Linked DNA regions of Homo sapiens: region 2 is linked to region 1. The links are chromatin loops, found by intact Hi-C in ENCODE. Cell type or tissue: CD4-positive, alpha-beta T cell. All regions are shown on one strand.

Evidence for each region. A loop is a pair of places that touch in the nucleus more often than their neighbours do. Peaks named below come from ENCODE experiments on the same cell type or tissue, not always from the same donor. Only the 100,000 strongest peaks of a DNase experiment are listed, where the experiment ranks them.
Region 2: it touches region 1 in a loop (3-fold over the local background); 9 of 110 quality-filtered maps call a loop at or near these places.

What each region holds. Positions count from the first base shown.
Region 1 is chr17:67,685,970-67,693,969 of GRCh38, forward strand. It overlaps PITPNC1 (phosphatidylinositol transfer protein cytoplasmic 1), which reads left to right. Exons shown (of 9, transcript NM_012417.4): 9 at 6,603-8,000. The coding sequence ends at 6,919. It overlaps LOC101928045 (a long non-coding RNA gene), which reads right to left. Exons shown (of 4, transcript NR_188294.1): 3 at 3,302-3,404. Among named protein-coding and RNA genes, the nearest start is that of NOL11, 28 kb to the right of the region's middle. In CD4-positive, alpha-beta T cell, CTCF peaks have their summits at 3,780 (motif pointing left) and 3,980; a DNase peak (open chromatin) is centred at 3,762.
Region 2 is chr17:67,487,951-67,495,950 of GRCh38, forward strand. All of the region lies in intron 1 of PITPNC1 (phosphatidylinositol transfer protein cytoplasmic 1), which reads left to right. Among named protein-coding and RNA genes, the nearest start is that of MIR548D2, 20 kb to the left of the region's middle. RefSeq lists an enhancer at 1,323-1,562. In CD4-positive, alpha-beta T cell, no CTCF peak of the experiment used is centred here; a DNase peak (open chromatin) is centred at 3,357.

The sequences.
Region 1 (8,000 bases):
ACAGGCGCCCTCCACCATGCCCAGCTAATTTTTGTATTTTTAGTAGAGACGGTGTTTCACCATGTTGTCCAGGCTGGTCTTGAACTCCTGACCTCAATTGATCCACCCGCCTTGGCCTCCCAAAGTGCTGGGATTACAGGCATGAGCCACCATGCCTGGCCTGAACATTTTTATCAGTTGGATTAAGACAGGGTTTCTCAACTTTGGTACTATTGACATTTTGGACCAGATAATTTTTTGTTGGGGGCTGGGGGTCCTGTGCATTGTAGGATGCTCCATAGTGTCCCTGGAATCTGCACACTAGATGCCAGTAGCACCCCTTCCCTAGTTCTAACAACCAAAAATGTCACAAAATTGTCCCCCGTTGAGAACCACTAGATTAAGAGATCATTATCCTGAAATACTGAAAAACTGCAGACTTGGGCCAAAAATCATGTCATGTGCCATTTTATTTTTAGATCAGTGTGGGTGGAAGTAGTGCCAGCCATCTTCAAGCTGTTAGCCAAGACTTGAGGTTCAGTATAGACCTGCACTCTCTGACGCCATGCATTCTGTGCAAATTTACATCTGTGTGCAAGTTGCACCAAATCTCAATTGTACCAGTGAATATCATTGCTCTGCCTTCTACATCCTGCCTCCTATAACAGCAATGAAAGTGTCCTTTCTGTTGTTGAATGCATTGATTTAAACAACCTCTAAATCTATTTTGAAAGCTATGTGGAAGGTAAGTATTAAACCAAGCAAAACTGACCCTCTGTCCCCAATGGGATCTTCTAATGATGCTTTAGGAGATCTCAGGCTATGGTACTGCCCACATGCTAATACTTTCTACCCAAACCTAGCTCACTTTACAAGAATCACCCCTAAATAATTTCCACTCTTCTCTGTTCTAAGACTATTTTGACTTAACTTCCTTGCCCTCACTCCCCCTTTGGTTGGTTTAGCTAACTTTATGACTTACTCATCATAAAGTTAGACAAGTCTCTGCTTTTTTAAACCTCCTTGGCTACTGCTCAGCTACCATCTTTCCCTAAAGTGTCCCCATTGAAAGTTTGCATCTAATAACGGAAGTTGCCAACATCTTGACCTCTTTCAGATATGACAATGGATGATGTTCGGGAATACGAGAAAAACATGCATGAACAAACCAACATAAAAGTTTGCAATCAGCATTCCTCCCCTGTGGATGACATAGAGAGTCATGCCCAAACAAGTGTACGTAGAATTTTTAAAACATGTTGCCCACCCTTTCACAAATGCACATGTAAACTGATCTGGGAAATACTGCAGATGCCCGGTTCGCAACCTTCCATAGAAACATGTCGTCACCCAGACCCTGTTGCTGCAGAACCTGAGCTGGATCTAAATTGGGCAGTGTCACCTCTCTCTTCCAGACATTTCGATCCCTTAAAGTTGCTTGACGTGGAGGTTATTTCGGTCATAAAACCAAGAACATGGAGAGTGGAAACACTTTTGTGGGACTAGTAAAACGGCCTGCACCATAAAAGAGCAGAGGAGTGAAAATCGATGTCATATGTAAACTAGAATAACATGTCAGTAACTTTTAAAAACATAGCTAACACTCACTTATTCATTCAAGGGAGGGCTTCTGGCTCATCAGCTATTTTAGGTTTCTTTACATTTGCTTTGAAAAGCTTTCTGTGGCTCTTTATAGCTGTTTTACCCAATCAGTTCCTTTTTACTTAGGATAATCTCAAGATGGGCTGCAGTCTGTGCAGACACACAGGCTGAGCAGTGAAGGGGTGTGAGCTGGGGATGTGCTGAGCTGCCTAGCAGATCCCTGGGACTTAGGGTAAGCCTTAGAGAGCCTCAGTTATTTCGTTGCACACTGGAAATTGAGAGCTGACTGTATATTGTATGCCAGCATTTTAAGTATCGTAATCTCTCAATCATTCATGCTAATGAAGGGTAGCTAGAGATAACAAAGAAAAGTGTAATCACCAAATCATTTCTTTGCATCTTCAGCCAGAGCTGTGATCTCTTTGGGTTCCGCCTTGAGTCCTCATGTCCATTAGCCCAGTCTCCAGAATAATACATAGTAGGTGTTAAAAAAAAAAAAAAAAATCAGCTGGGCGCGGTGGCTCATGCCTGTAAGCCCAGCACTTTGGGAGGCCGAGGCAGGTGGATCACCTGAGGTCGGGGGTTCGAGACAAGCCTGACCAACATGGAGAAACCTCGTCTCTACTTAAAATACAAAATTAGCTGGGTGTGGTGGCGCATGCCTGTAATCCTAGCTACTCAGGAGGCTAAGGCAGGAGAATTGCTTGAACCTGGGAGGCAGAGGTTGCAGTGAGCCAAGATCGCGCCATTGCACTCCAGCCTGGGCAACAAGAGCAAAATTCTGTCTCAAAAAAAAAAAAATCAATGCTGTAGTTCTAGGAAATTTAGATGTGGCTGTTGTCATAAATGGATCCTTTAGAATTGTGAAGACCTTCTGATTGCACTTTGGAAATTTTTAGTTAAATTTTTGGAGCATGTCTTTGGAATGTGCCCTGCAAGTCTCATGTGCTGCAACTGGTTGCATGTGATTGCCCTTGAGGTTGCAAGGGCCCTAACTCTTCTCCCATTTTGCATGCAGTGATCTGATTTGCAGGAAACTGTTGGAGCAAGAGGCGTTTCCTCTCTATGCACAGACCAATTCCAGTAGGACTTCCCCCTAGAAGTGCTCTTTAAGGAAACTCTCCTTGAATTTCTATCACTTTCAATTACCTTTTCTTTTAGAAATGTTGGGCCCCAGTTCCCCCTCAGCCACTCTGAAAGCCATTCACTATAAATATGACCAGGCAAACAAAGGAAGAAGCCACAGGTAAAGAGGAGACACCAGATGGCTAAAAGATGCTAAGCTCAGTGATTTTCTCACAGCTTATAAGCCCCTTGGCTTGGCTTTCTTTCAGTTTTACTGTGATTATTACTTTATAATTAAAGTCCATGGCTGGGTGCGGTGGCTCACGCCTGTAATCCCAGCACTTTGGGATGCCAAGGCGGGCGTATCACCTGAGGTCGGGAGTTCAAGACCAGCCTGACCAACATGAAGAAACCCCGTCTCTACTAAAAATACAAAATTAGCTGGGCGTGGTGGCGCATGCCTGTAATCCCAGCTACTCGGGAGGCTGAGGCAGGAGAATCGTTTGAACCCAGGAGATGGAGGTTGCAGTGAGCAGAGATTGTGCCACTGCACTCCAGCCTGGGCAACAAGAGTGCAACTCCATCTCAAATAAATAAATAAATAAATAAAGTAAAATAAATAAATAAAGTAAAATAAAAAATAAAGTCCACTTACTATGTAGAAGGTGATAACGTAGAGTGGTTCTTCCCATGGAAAAGCCCACATAATCTCTGGCTGCCCCTCAGCGTTGTTCCCGTGACTTCAGGGTGAAAGATGCCTGCCACCGGAGAAGTTACACAAAGTGGTTATTTTGAATGCTTATGACATTTCCATTATCCTTTGGAATTCCGTGAAATTGGAGCACATTTATTTTTCCTTAGTCTTTCTCCTGTATCATAATGAAAAGCAGTGAAAATCAGGAGGTGGCTCTTTGTCACAAATAAAAACTGCATGGGTGCTAAATGAATTTTAGATCATCAACCCAAGCAGGGACAAATTAGATTGAAATTAGGCAAAATTAACATCCATGAACACAGCAGTGAGGAAATAAGTCTTTTCAATTGAGCAGGTTCAAAGCCTTCAAGGACGGGAACTTCTAAGAGCCTCTGGGAGTGGAAAATCAAAATTCTGTGCTTTAGATTATTTCTGCCCCCTGCTGGCTATGTGGAGTAGAACAATGTATTCAGCCACTTGATTAAGAAAGTCTGCTTTTTCAAAGATAATATCCATTTATCATAGCAAAAACATAACATACCCTGATACACTAAAATTTTTCTCAGTCTCAACTTTATTGTGAAATAAATGCCTCTTTTTATATAACCTTAATCTCACTTCTTAGCTCATTTAATAGTCTTCCATGTTTTTAAAAATTGGTAAGTTTATAGGTACAATTTTTCTTGATATATGCTGAATTTTATATCTTATCCACATAGTCATAATGACTTATATCCTTTGTAAAAACTTTCCCTTTCAGAAAATTTTAATAATTGTTCCCAGGAAATCCTCTTAAGGATTTCATTTTGTGAAAAATACTTCTGGTTTGCTCAGATGTTATAAAACCTAAAGATTAAGCTGGGCACGGTGGCTCATGCCTATAATCCCAGCACTTTGGGAGGCTGAGGTGGACGGATGACCTGAGGTCAGGAGTTCGAGACCAGCCTGGCCAACATGGTGAAACCCCATCTCTACTAATAACACAAAAATTAGCCGGGCGTGGTGGCAGACGCCTGTAATCCCAGCTACTCGGGAGGCTGAGGCAGGAGAATCGCTTGAACCCCGGAGGCGGAAGTTGCAGTGAGCCGAGATCTCGCCGTTGCACTCCAGCCTGGGAGACAAGAGCAAAACTCTGTCTCAAAAAAAAAAAAAAAGAAAAAGAAAAGTCCTAAGGATTAATACTGTGTTATGAATATTCATTACATACTCAGTATTTCCAAAGTGGCTATATTGTTTCCTGCTGGTTATTCCCTCCAATATTATCTAATGAAGTTTCAACTGCTAAGTACATGGCAGTGGACAAGAAACAATGAAAAATGGGTCTCTGGGGGGCCAAAACAGATACAGAAAATCCGCGGGCACTAAATTTTGCATTTTGCTCCAGGATAAGCCTTGGGCCTTGACTCAGTCTTTAATAAGCCCAGGTTCCTCTTTTCCCTGTTCCCAGCAAGTAAAAATGGCAAAGGATACCAGGGATAGCCAGGGTAACAATAATTAATAATAACAGTAATAAGGCTGGGCACGGTGGCTCAGGTCTGTAATCCCAGCACTTTGGGAGTCTGAGGCAGGTGGATCACGAGGTTAGGAGTTCGAGACCAGCCTGGCCAACATGGTGAAACCCTGTCTCTGCTAAAAGTACAAAAATTAGCAGGGCATGGTGGCACGTGCCTGTAGTCCCAGCTATTCAGGAGGCTGAGGCAGGAGAATTACTTGAACCCAGGAGGTGGAGGTTGCAGTGAGCCAAGATCACGCCATTGCACTCCGGCCTGTGCAACAGAGCAAGACTCTATCTCAAATAAATAAATAAATAAATAAATAAATAATAACAGTAATAATAGAGTTTCTGAGCATGAGAGAAGAGATATCAAGCCATAAAGAGCAAATAGACCCTGAGAAGGAACTAAGGAACTGTATTTTTGCACAGTGATATATCTTCAACATATTATGTCTCAAATGTAGGAAGTATGTATAATACATTAAACACATTAGGGAAAGATTTACATTTTTTAAATACTGTTTTTACTTTCTCACTTAAATAAGAACATTTCAGGTATTTGGAAAACCTACATTATCCAACAATGATTATTAACAGTGGTATCACTGTCTTATTTGTTGAATTCCAAGTCATGCTTTTTTTTCTTTTAAATAGAATCCTCACTATTAAATGATCCTCTCCTTTCATTCTCTATTCTTTTTAAGTTTCCTCAAGAAATGGTTTTATTTTCTTGGCTTTGGAATGATTAGCAGGGTGTGGTGAAATTGTTGATTTACGTGTTTTTGAAACTGAATTTATTAAAACACAATCTCTGAACCTTCTTAGGATCGACACACAGTCAGGAAACCAGAAACAACAGCATCTTTGTGGCCCCTCAGAATAAAAAAGTATATGTATTGATTAAGAAGATAGCATGTTGGCCTGAGTACAGTGGCTCACGCCTGTAATCCCAACACTTTGGGAGGCTTAGGCAGGCGGATCACTTGAGGTGAGGAATTCAAGACCAGCCTAGGCAACATAGCGAGACCCTGTCTCTACAGAAAATACAAAAAAATTAAACCAGGCATTATGGCATGCACCTGTGGTTTCAGCCTCACGGGGCCCTAATGCAGGAGGATCACTTGAGCCCAGGAGGTCGAGACTGCCGTGAGTCATGATCGCACCACTGCACTCCAGCCTGGGTGATGCAGTGAGATCCCGTCTCAGAAAGAAAAAAAAAAAAGAAGATAGTATGTTGAAAAATCCTGATGATTTACCTGTTTACCCTATAAAGGTATACTTTCATGATCTAAAGTTGACAATAATGACAATAATATGTGTCATTTCAGGGCCATTGATTGTTTTAATTACCTTCTCTTTATGAAAAATATGACCAGTTAATTATAGCTCCAAATACCCCACACCAGACCCACAACAACACAGATGCACACGGGTGCACACACATACACACACACAGGCACATATTTCCCCCGTCTAGTTCTGTATTCTACTGTTAAGTCCTTATTGAGAATACTTAAAATACTCACTGTGAAGAGTGCTTTGGAAAATCTTAAATGGATAATCATAAAGGGATATTGTTTTCAGGGTGTAGCTTCCAATAGAAAAAATTGGGGGTTTGGTATTTCAATGATACTTTGGGTGTATAATCGGGAGAGGCCCCTTTATGATAGGGTTCCCATAGTTCCTGTAAAAACAAGGGTAGTGATGAATCTATTTGCCTCTCTTATAAATAACTGCTCGTTTTTCTTTCTGTTTTTCTCCTTGAAGACATGACAATGGATGAAGTCCGAGAATTTGAACGAGCCACTCAGGAAGCCACCAACAAGAAAATCGGCATTTTCCCACCTGCAATTTCTATCTCCAGCATCCCCCTGCTGCCTTCTTCCGTCCGCAGTGCGCCTTCTAGTGCTCCATCCACCCCTCTCTCCACAGACGCACCCGAATTTCTGTCCGTTCCCAAAGATCGGCCCCGGAAAAAGTCTGCCCCAGAAACTCTCACACTTCCAGACCCTGAGAAAAAAGCCACCCTGAATTTACCCGGCATGCACTCTTCAGATAAGCCATGTCGGCCCAAATCTGAGTAACTTTATATAAATATCTCATGGGGTTTTATATTTTCATTTGTTGTTGTTGTTTTTTTTTAAGAATCTTCTGATAGAGAAAAAGACTGCTTTGTCACTCAAACATGTTCCTTCGACCTTTCAGTGTGCATGTGACTCAGTAACTTCACATAGAATATGATTCCCTAAGTATGCTACACAGCATCATATTAGATGTAAGATGTAAGACTTGCAAAGGACAGAAGGAATCTTCTGTAACCACATAGCTGTATGCCAGAGAGGAAGCCTTGTTATTGGGCATTTGATGAGGTTTGGCATGGACTTCAAGGATAAATGAATGAAAACTTTGCACCACTTTTGTTACAAGGTACGGTAGAAAATAGTGAAGTCAGTTTCCTCTCATCAAATCTAAAATTCTCCAAAATACTCTCAGGCATAACATACTTAGCTGTTAAATTTTGAACTGCTAATTACTAATACTTGAATACCAATAGTTACTGAGATTCCTATTTTGTGGTTAGTCTGACTCAGGATTTGGAGCCTAATTAACTCTAAACTTTTGAAAATTTTAATCATCAAGCTATAGAGGCTCCAAGTGCAATTAATAATAACTCATTTATACCTTCCACAGAATTTAATAAAGATTCTACTTGTTTCTGTCTTTTAATAACTTTCCCCTTTTGTGCCCTTGTGGCCTCAGAAATCCTTAAGAATTGCATGGATGAATGTGACCATAACTGATTTTGGAATGGTTCAGTTTAGGAACCAAGAGGCCCAGGTGAGGCAACATCTTTTTTCTCTACAGGTACCAACAAACCTTGACTTGTCAGCTTCCATCATCAATTAAGATTCTCAGAATTTGCAATTAATTGAATAGAATTCATTTACTATCTGCCCACTCAAAGAAGTACAAGGGTAGAGTAAGCTAACTGGGCTTTAACATGGTCAGAATGTCTGGTGCATGAACTATAAAAAAGAGAACTGTCTCCCATCCCCTTCCTTGTTTTACTCTTAGTAACATCCAGAATTCCCTGGAACAGATTGCCTACCACCAGACCTTAGAAAAGACTGTCATTCTCTTGCTCCTTACTTGAAATACAAATAT
Region 2 (8,000 bases), 200 kb before region 1:
CTACGATTTTTTCTTTTCTGTCTGTCACAGAGGTGTCAGTAAAGGAGAAAGCTTACTTGAAAGGTTTGGATTACCGAGCAGCTCAAAAGAGCTGTTGCTGGCGGGATTTTCTCCTTGCTGAAGTTTTTCTTTGCCCCTAGAATACTAAGCAAAAAGGAAAGAAAAGATGAAAGGTAAGTCCCTCTTTAAAAATACATTGAGTCAACCCATCGCAGAAAAATACAGATTTCTCAACTGACAAATAAGCGGCATCACTGCATTTGGGAATCAGAAAAAGTCCCCACGATAAAGTTATTTGGGAATTAATCAACACTTGGCTCATCCTAGGCGTGGAGCGCTTCGGAATTCACCTCGTGTTGCTTGGAAGCTGGCAGCCCGGTTGTTATATAATGTGAACCCAGAGGCCTGCCAGACGGCCCTCCCTGTGCCCCGGGGGAGTTACAAGGCTCTGTAACTCTTGGAGTCAGTCAATCCTGCAGAACAGAGTCCAGGGGCCTGGTGTGTGCTGTGTTTTACAGATGACACATTAACCTTTGAAATTCTGTCCTCAGTCACCTTCATCAATGCCTGAGCGAACGAAGGAAGGGCCACATGTGGGCTCTTTTTTTGTTCACTTTTCCAAATGGAGATAAGACATGTAACAAAATTTACCATCTTAACCATTTTTAAATGTACAGTTCTGTGTTATTAAGTGCATTCCTATCGTTGTACCAGTATCACCACTATCCATCTGCAGAACTCTGCATCTTGAAACTCTGTGCCTGTTCAGTGGTAACTGCCTGTTCCCCTCCTGGCAGCCCCTGGCAGCCGCCCGTCTCTGAATTTCAGAGCCACTTTCTGTCCCTGAGTTTGACTACTCTAGGTACTCACATAAGTAGAATCACACTGTATTTGTCCTTGTGTATCTATCTGGCTTATTTCTCTTAGCGTAATATCCTCAAGGTGCATCTGTGTGGTAGTGTGTATCAGAATTTCCTTCCTTTTCAGGAGTGAATAATATTCCATTGTACGGATATACCATGTTTTGTTCATCCATCCATCCCTCCGTGGATGGACATGGGTTGTTTCCACCTTTTGACTATTGTGAATAGTACTGCCATGAACACAGTTATACAAATACCTGTTTGAGCCTCTGCTTTCTGTTCTTTGGGGTACTTTCCCAGAATTGGAATTGATGGGTCATACGGTAACAGACTCCTTTTTTAAAAAAGAAAAGTATCTTGAGAACTTGGGAGAGCCACCCTAGGAGTACTTACTGGGCTGGATTGTTTGCTCCGTCTCCTTTTGCCTCCAGGTACAGCCCATAGGCCTCTGTCCTCACAGATGTGGTATGGAAGAGTGGCCCTGTTCCAGGGTGAGATCACCAGTGTAGACCTTCTCAGTTTGACCCTACATCTGATGAACCCCCAAAAGCACAGAGAGGATCTCAGAATGAACTAAAGATCATGGGCTATAAATGACTCCTTCCTTCTCCTTTTCTTCCTTGGATGACAAAGATTGTGGTCACTATACAGTTATGGTGGCCTCAAGTCTGGTAAATCAATGATGTTTCATGTTAGCTGCTCACGGGATTCACCTTGTGGCTTATTGATGTCCAGACCCCGCCTCTGATCCCGCCTCTAGAGATTCTGATTTCATTGGTTTGAGTCCTGGCCTCAGCATGGGGACTTTTGAAAGCTTCCAGGCGAGTCTAATATGCAGCCAGGGTTCTGTAGCACCCAAGTGAATTACTGAACCCGAACCTTTTCTCAATCCCTTTCATGCTGTCTGTTGTCTTTTTGGTTATTTCTTTTTTCTTTTTCTTTTTTAATTTGAGATGGAGTCTCGCTCTGTCCCAGGCTAGAGTGCAGTGATAGGATCTTGGCTCACTGAAACCTCTTCCTGCCAGGTTCTAGCAATCCTCCCACCTTAGCCTCCCGAGTAGCTGGTATTACAGGTGTGCACCACCACGCCCGGCTAATTTTTGTATTTTTAGTAGAGACGGGGTTTCACCATGTTGGCCAGGCTGGTCTCGAACCTCAAGTGATCCATCCCCCTCGGTCTCCCAAAATGCTGGGATTGCAGGCGTGAGCCACCACACCCAGCCAGGTTATTTCTTTGGAGCATATCTTCAGATTTGTACATCTCAGCCCAAGGTTTAAAGATTTGGAAACAGGCTTTTCTGTGTGTGTGTGTGTGTGTGTGTGTGTGTGTGTGTGTGTGTGTGTGTGTTTTAATTAACGAGGATGCATTATGTAACTTTGGAGCTAAGAATGAGGAATGAGGATGCATTATGTAACTTTGGAGCTAAGAATGAGGAGACCTGGGTCATACTTGTGTGTGTGTGTGTGTTATTATCTAACCAGGGATAATGAATTATTTAACTTGGCAGGATCTCAGTTTGTTGTTGTTGGTTTTTTGTTTTTTGTTTTGTTTTTTTTTAAATCTTGGCTTTAAAATTAGGGCATAGATTGGCAAACCAGATAAAAGAATGAAATTAATGATTTTTTTAAAAATGTCCCCTCTAGCTCTGACATACCACGACTCTGAATGAACAGGTGGAATTGATGGGGAGTGAGGAGGCTTGGAGAGAGAGCCCCCGGGTGTGAACCCATCCTGTTCTAACAATAATGAGCTTTGGGATGAAGAGCCTCCCCGCAGGCAGGGGACTGCTGGGAGTTTCTGGTGTCCCAGAAGAAGCCTTCAGGGCAGCTCTGATCAGTAAATAAAAGGATACGAAATAAAAATCTCAAAGGATCCGTAATGAATAAGAAAGCAGGAATGTCGTCCCCAGGGAGAAATGAGTTGGGGGCTTTGTCAGTCACGAGAGAACATAGCACAGGACTCTGGGTCCAATGGAGCTGAACGTCAGCGCCTCTGTCCCCACGAAAATAGTAACTTCCCTGACACCATCCACCTGATGCCAAGAGCTGTTTATATCAACATTTCTTCTCGGGATTCTTTCAAACTTTATACTTACTTCTCTCCTCCTCTGATTCTATTCAAGGAATGTGAATGGCTGAGGTTTTGTTTTGTTTTGTTTTCCTCTCTAGATTAGCACAGCTAATACAGTGGAATTGTGATGCCAGGGTCTATTAGTGTAGAGAAACAAAGAATGCAGTCCTGCCCTGGGCACCAGGGTTTACTTCCATGGTGACTTCTTCTTAAGCCCATGGGAAAGTGAGAGGGAGGTGACCTCCTCACAGTCGGCTCAGCCTCTGGAGCCCGGAGCCGGAGCCAGCCCCATAGTGTGTGGCCATCAGGATGACGCAGAGAGGCGTGTGAACGCAGCCGGCCACTGCAGCTGGTGCACTTGACTCTGGGCAGCGCGTTCCCAGGAACCCGCAGGACACTGAGGACCGTGCGTGATGTAACCCAGATCTGCCAGATGTGGGAGCCAGCATGAGTCACAATGCCGGGCCGTTCATTAAGAAATGCTTTCTGGGTCATCTGGGTGCAGGGCACTGCTGCTTCCCTGCTGTCCAGGGTTGGAGGCATCAAGTCTGCCCACCAGGAATCCCCAAGTTCATGAACATCTGTCTAAAATTATAGCCTGGTTTTCTGAGCTGATGTGGCACAGAGCACACGCACGCTGATGGTCTCTGGCTTGTAATTTGTTAAAGGATCTCACCACTTTGGTTAGTGGTGGGAAATCAGATAATAAAAACATACGCCCAGGTGGGAGGGTCACTTGAGGCCAGGAGTCTAAGACCAGCTCCAGCAACATAGTAAGACTCCGTTTCTGCAAAAAGATAAAATTACCTGGGCATGGCATGCCTGTAGTCCTAGCTACTTGGGAGGTTGAGGTGGGAAGATGGCCTGAGCCCAGGAATTCAAGGCTGCGGTGAGCTGTGATCACACTACTGCCTCCAGCCTGGGTGACAGAGTGAGACCCTGCCTCAAAACAACGACAAAACCAAAAACCAAAAACCCCAAAAGTGTAAGTTGCTGTGAGGTTTCTGCACATTTTAGTAAGATCAGAAATGAGGTGGGGTGTTGGGAGAAGCCAAAAACTGTGCTGGCATTGTGCCAGTGAAATGCCAGCAATCACGAGCGGTCTTCCTTTTTTTTTCTTTTTTTTTTAAAAAAAAAAAGATGTGCAAGATGCCTTATGGTGAATAACAAGTATATTTCTGAGAAGTTGTAAACTAACTCCTTAAAAAAAATCCTTATGGATATAAGACATACAGTCAGAAAAGTTCATGCATGCATCCCTGGGTAAAATCTGACACCCAAGTAACTGTAGCAAGTTGAAGGGTGGCCCCTTAAATATCCCCCAGAGCCTGTGAATATGATCTTATTTGGAAGGAGACCTTTGCAGACATAATTCAATCAAGGATCTTGAGATGAGATCATTCTGGATTACCTAAGTGGACCCTAAATCCAATGACAAGTGTCCTTACAAGAGACAGAAGAGGAGAAGACACAGACACACAGGAAGGAAACATATGAAGCAGGAGGCAGGGATTAGAGCACTGGAGCTGCAAGGAACAGCTGAGCCACCAGAAACCAAAAGAGGCAACAAACGGGTGGTCCCCTCGTGCCTTTGGAGGGAGCCTGGCCCTGCTGACACCTTGATTTCTTTTTTCTGGCATCCAGAACTGTGAGCCAGTAAACTCTGTTGTGTGAAGCCACCAAGTTTGTGGTGATTTGATAAGGAAACTAATAAAATCATCACACCTAGATGAAGAAGCAGAATGTTTCCAAAACCCTGGAAACTCCCCCTCAAGCCTAGTTTCTGTTTTCACACCGCCCCAGGACAGCTACTGTCCTGATTTCTAACGCCGGGGATAGGTTTTATGCCATTTGAACATAATAAATGGAATCTTACGGTGCATCGTCTTCTGTGTCAGATTTCTTCCCCTCCACGCTTTGTGAGATGTGTTTATCCTGTTGTGTGTTTGATGATTCTCACTGCTGCTTAGTTGTAGTGTTCCACGGTGTGAATATACCACGATTTATTTACTCTTCTCCTGTTGGGGGCATTTGAGTTTGGGGCTACGACAAAGAGTGCTGTTACAAATTCTGTTTCGTTCCTTTCTGATGAATATACGTGGGCGCTTTTGTGAGTTACATTCTCAGGAGCTGAATTGTTGGGTCATAGGCTATCTGTGTGTTCAGCTTCAGTAGCTATTGCCAGTTTTCCTATTAATTTTTTAAACACCCCATCCGATTTGGAATCTCTGTGTGAAATGGAGAATCCAATGGTAGATTCAGTAACCACTCTTTAATGTGGCTATTTTATAAGGTCCAAATGTTGAACGCAGGGTTTTCTTGGAGCAAGTTCCTTCCTTAGATCACAATCAGGAATATTCCATGTCTCAGAAGAGCCCATTACAGGGCTGGGCAGGCGTGAAAGCACACCAGTTTCTGGGAATCGGAGAGGCTGGGCTACTGACTGTGAATTTTAAATATTCTTAACCCATCGCTGGAGTGATGAATAGCACAGCTGTCGTATCCTCCATCTCGAGACTCAGAAATAAATTTGCAGTCTTTTAGGAGCTCCAGTTTTAATTCTCCTTTCCAGCTTTTAAGCTCTATGCTCCATAACTTAGGATGCAACCAAATGATATGCAGCATTTCTAAATATTCTGCTTTGATAAGTGAGTGGAAATAGTGCTGGTACAGCGGATAAGACTAGATTAAAACCCAGGGTCCCCAGCTGTCTAAAGAAGATGTGCTGCTTTGGATTTGCCTGATGCCCCAAGATCTTTCTGGAAATGGGGGAGGGTGGCTTTGACCTTGGAAATACTGGAAAGGGGAGGAAAGTGTGGTGATGGTACCTCAGAGGACTGTTTTCCCTCCAGACGTGAGATGGGTGGGATGGTAGCAACCTAGCTATCATTATGACTGATAAGCCTTCTTTTTCCCAATACAAAAGCAATTTGTCTTCCTTGCAGAATGAGAAAAATTCAGGTCCACCAGAAAATAACCACAAACCTGACACCCACAGTTAACCACTGTTGAATATATTTGCATATATACATTTCATATACAAACCTTTCTTCCCATACAAACATTTTATTTCTGCAGTCAACGAGTATGTATTGAATGCCTGCCATGTGCCAGTCCCCAGGGATAGAGCATGAATAAAACAGACAAACCATCCCCTGTCCTTGCGGAGCTGACCTTCCAGTGGGAGCTTATTATACGATACATATGGTACTAAAATGAGATCTTATGGTACATGTTTCTTATCGGTTGCTTTTTTCCACTAACAATATGTGTAACCTCTTTCTTTCTTTCTTTCTTTCTTTTTCTTTCTTTCTTTCTTTCTTTCTTTCTTTTTGAGACGTAGTCTTGCTCTGTTACTCAGACTGGAGTGCAGTGGCGCAATCTTGACTCACTGCAACCTCTACCTCCTGGGTTCAAGCAATTCTCTGCCTCAGCCTCCCGAGTACCTGTGATTCCAGGCACCTGCTACCACGTCTGGCTAATTTTTGTTTTTTTAATAGAGACAGGGTTTCACCATCTTGGCCAGGCTGGTCTTGAACTCCTGTCCTCGTGATCCACCCGCCTCGGCCTCCCAAAGTGCTGGGATTACAGGCATGAGCCACCGTGCCCAGCCCTGTAACCTCTTTCAATGGCAACAGATATTCAGATATAACTTTTATAGATTTATCAATGAACTAAATCCCCAGTGGTTTTGCTTGCTGGTGGTGGCCAGCACATTCGGAGATGGTGACTGCTCTGATAGTACAGGTCCCAGAGTGCCAAAAGGACCAGGGTGCTGCCATTGACTTGCAGAAGCAAGAAGTAGGCTGGGTGCAGTGGCTCACGCCTGTAATCCCCAGGAATTTGGGAGGCTGAGGTGAGCAGATTGCTTGAGTCCAGGAGTTCAAGACCAGCCTGGGCAACATGGCAAAACACCATCTCTACAAAAAATACAAAAATTAGTCGGACGTGGTGCTGCATGCCCGTGGTCCCAGCTACTCAGGGAAGCTGAGGCAGGAGGATCATTTGAGCCCAGGGGGTCAAGGCTGCAGTGAGCTGTGACTGTGTCACTGAACTTCAGCCTGGGTGACGGGGAGACCTCGTCTCAAACTGGCAAAAAAAAACAGCAACAACAACAAGTAGAAGTAAACTTTGGCAATATTGAGCCATGGAGTTGTTTTTTTTTTTGTTTTTTTTTTTTTTTTTTTTTTGAGACGGAGTCTGGCTCTGTCGCCCAGGCTGGAGTGCAGTGGCGCTATCTCGGCTCACTGCAAGCTCCGCCTCCCGGGTTCACGCCATTCTCCTGCCTCAGCCTCCCGAGTAGCTGGGGCTACAGGCGCTCGCCACCAGGCCCGGCTAATTTTTTTGTATTTTTTAGTAGAGATGGGGTTTCATCATGTTAGCCAGGATGGTCTAGATCTCCTTACCTCATGATCCGTCCGCCTCAGCCTCCCAAAGCGTTGGGATTACAGGCATGAGCCACCGCGCCCGGCCTCTGAGCCACGGAGATCTTTTTTAAAAAAACTTTTATTTTAGGTTCAGGGGTACATGTGCAGGTTTGTTATACAGGTAAACTCATGTCATGGGGGTTTGTTGTACAGATTATTTCATCACCCACTTACTAGGCCTAGTAGCCAGTAGATACGTTTTCTGATCCTCTCCTTCCTCCCACTCTCCACCATCAAGCAGGCCCCCAATGTCTGTTGTTCCCCTCTTTGTGTCCGTGTGTTCTCATCATTTAGCTCCCACTTGTAAGTGAGAATATGCAGTATTTGGTTTTCTGTTCCTGCATTAGTTTGCTAAGGATAATGGCCTACAGCTCCATCCATGTTCTTGCAAAGGACGTGATCTCAATTCCTTTTTGTGGCTGTATAGTATTCCATGAGCTGTGGAGATGTTGAGGTTCTTTGTTACCAAGCATTAACTGGCCAGTCCTGACCAATACAGCTATGGTCATAACATATAAAGCACCTTAAGGGAAGAGGACGTTTAGCTAACTCTATGATGTTGTCACGCTGACATGAATAGAGAGGGTTTTGTTTTTTAAGCCAAAGACGTTAATCCATTAATTGGCATTTAAAAGGTAG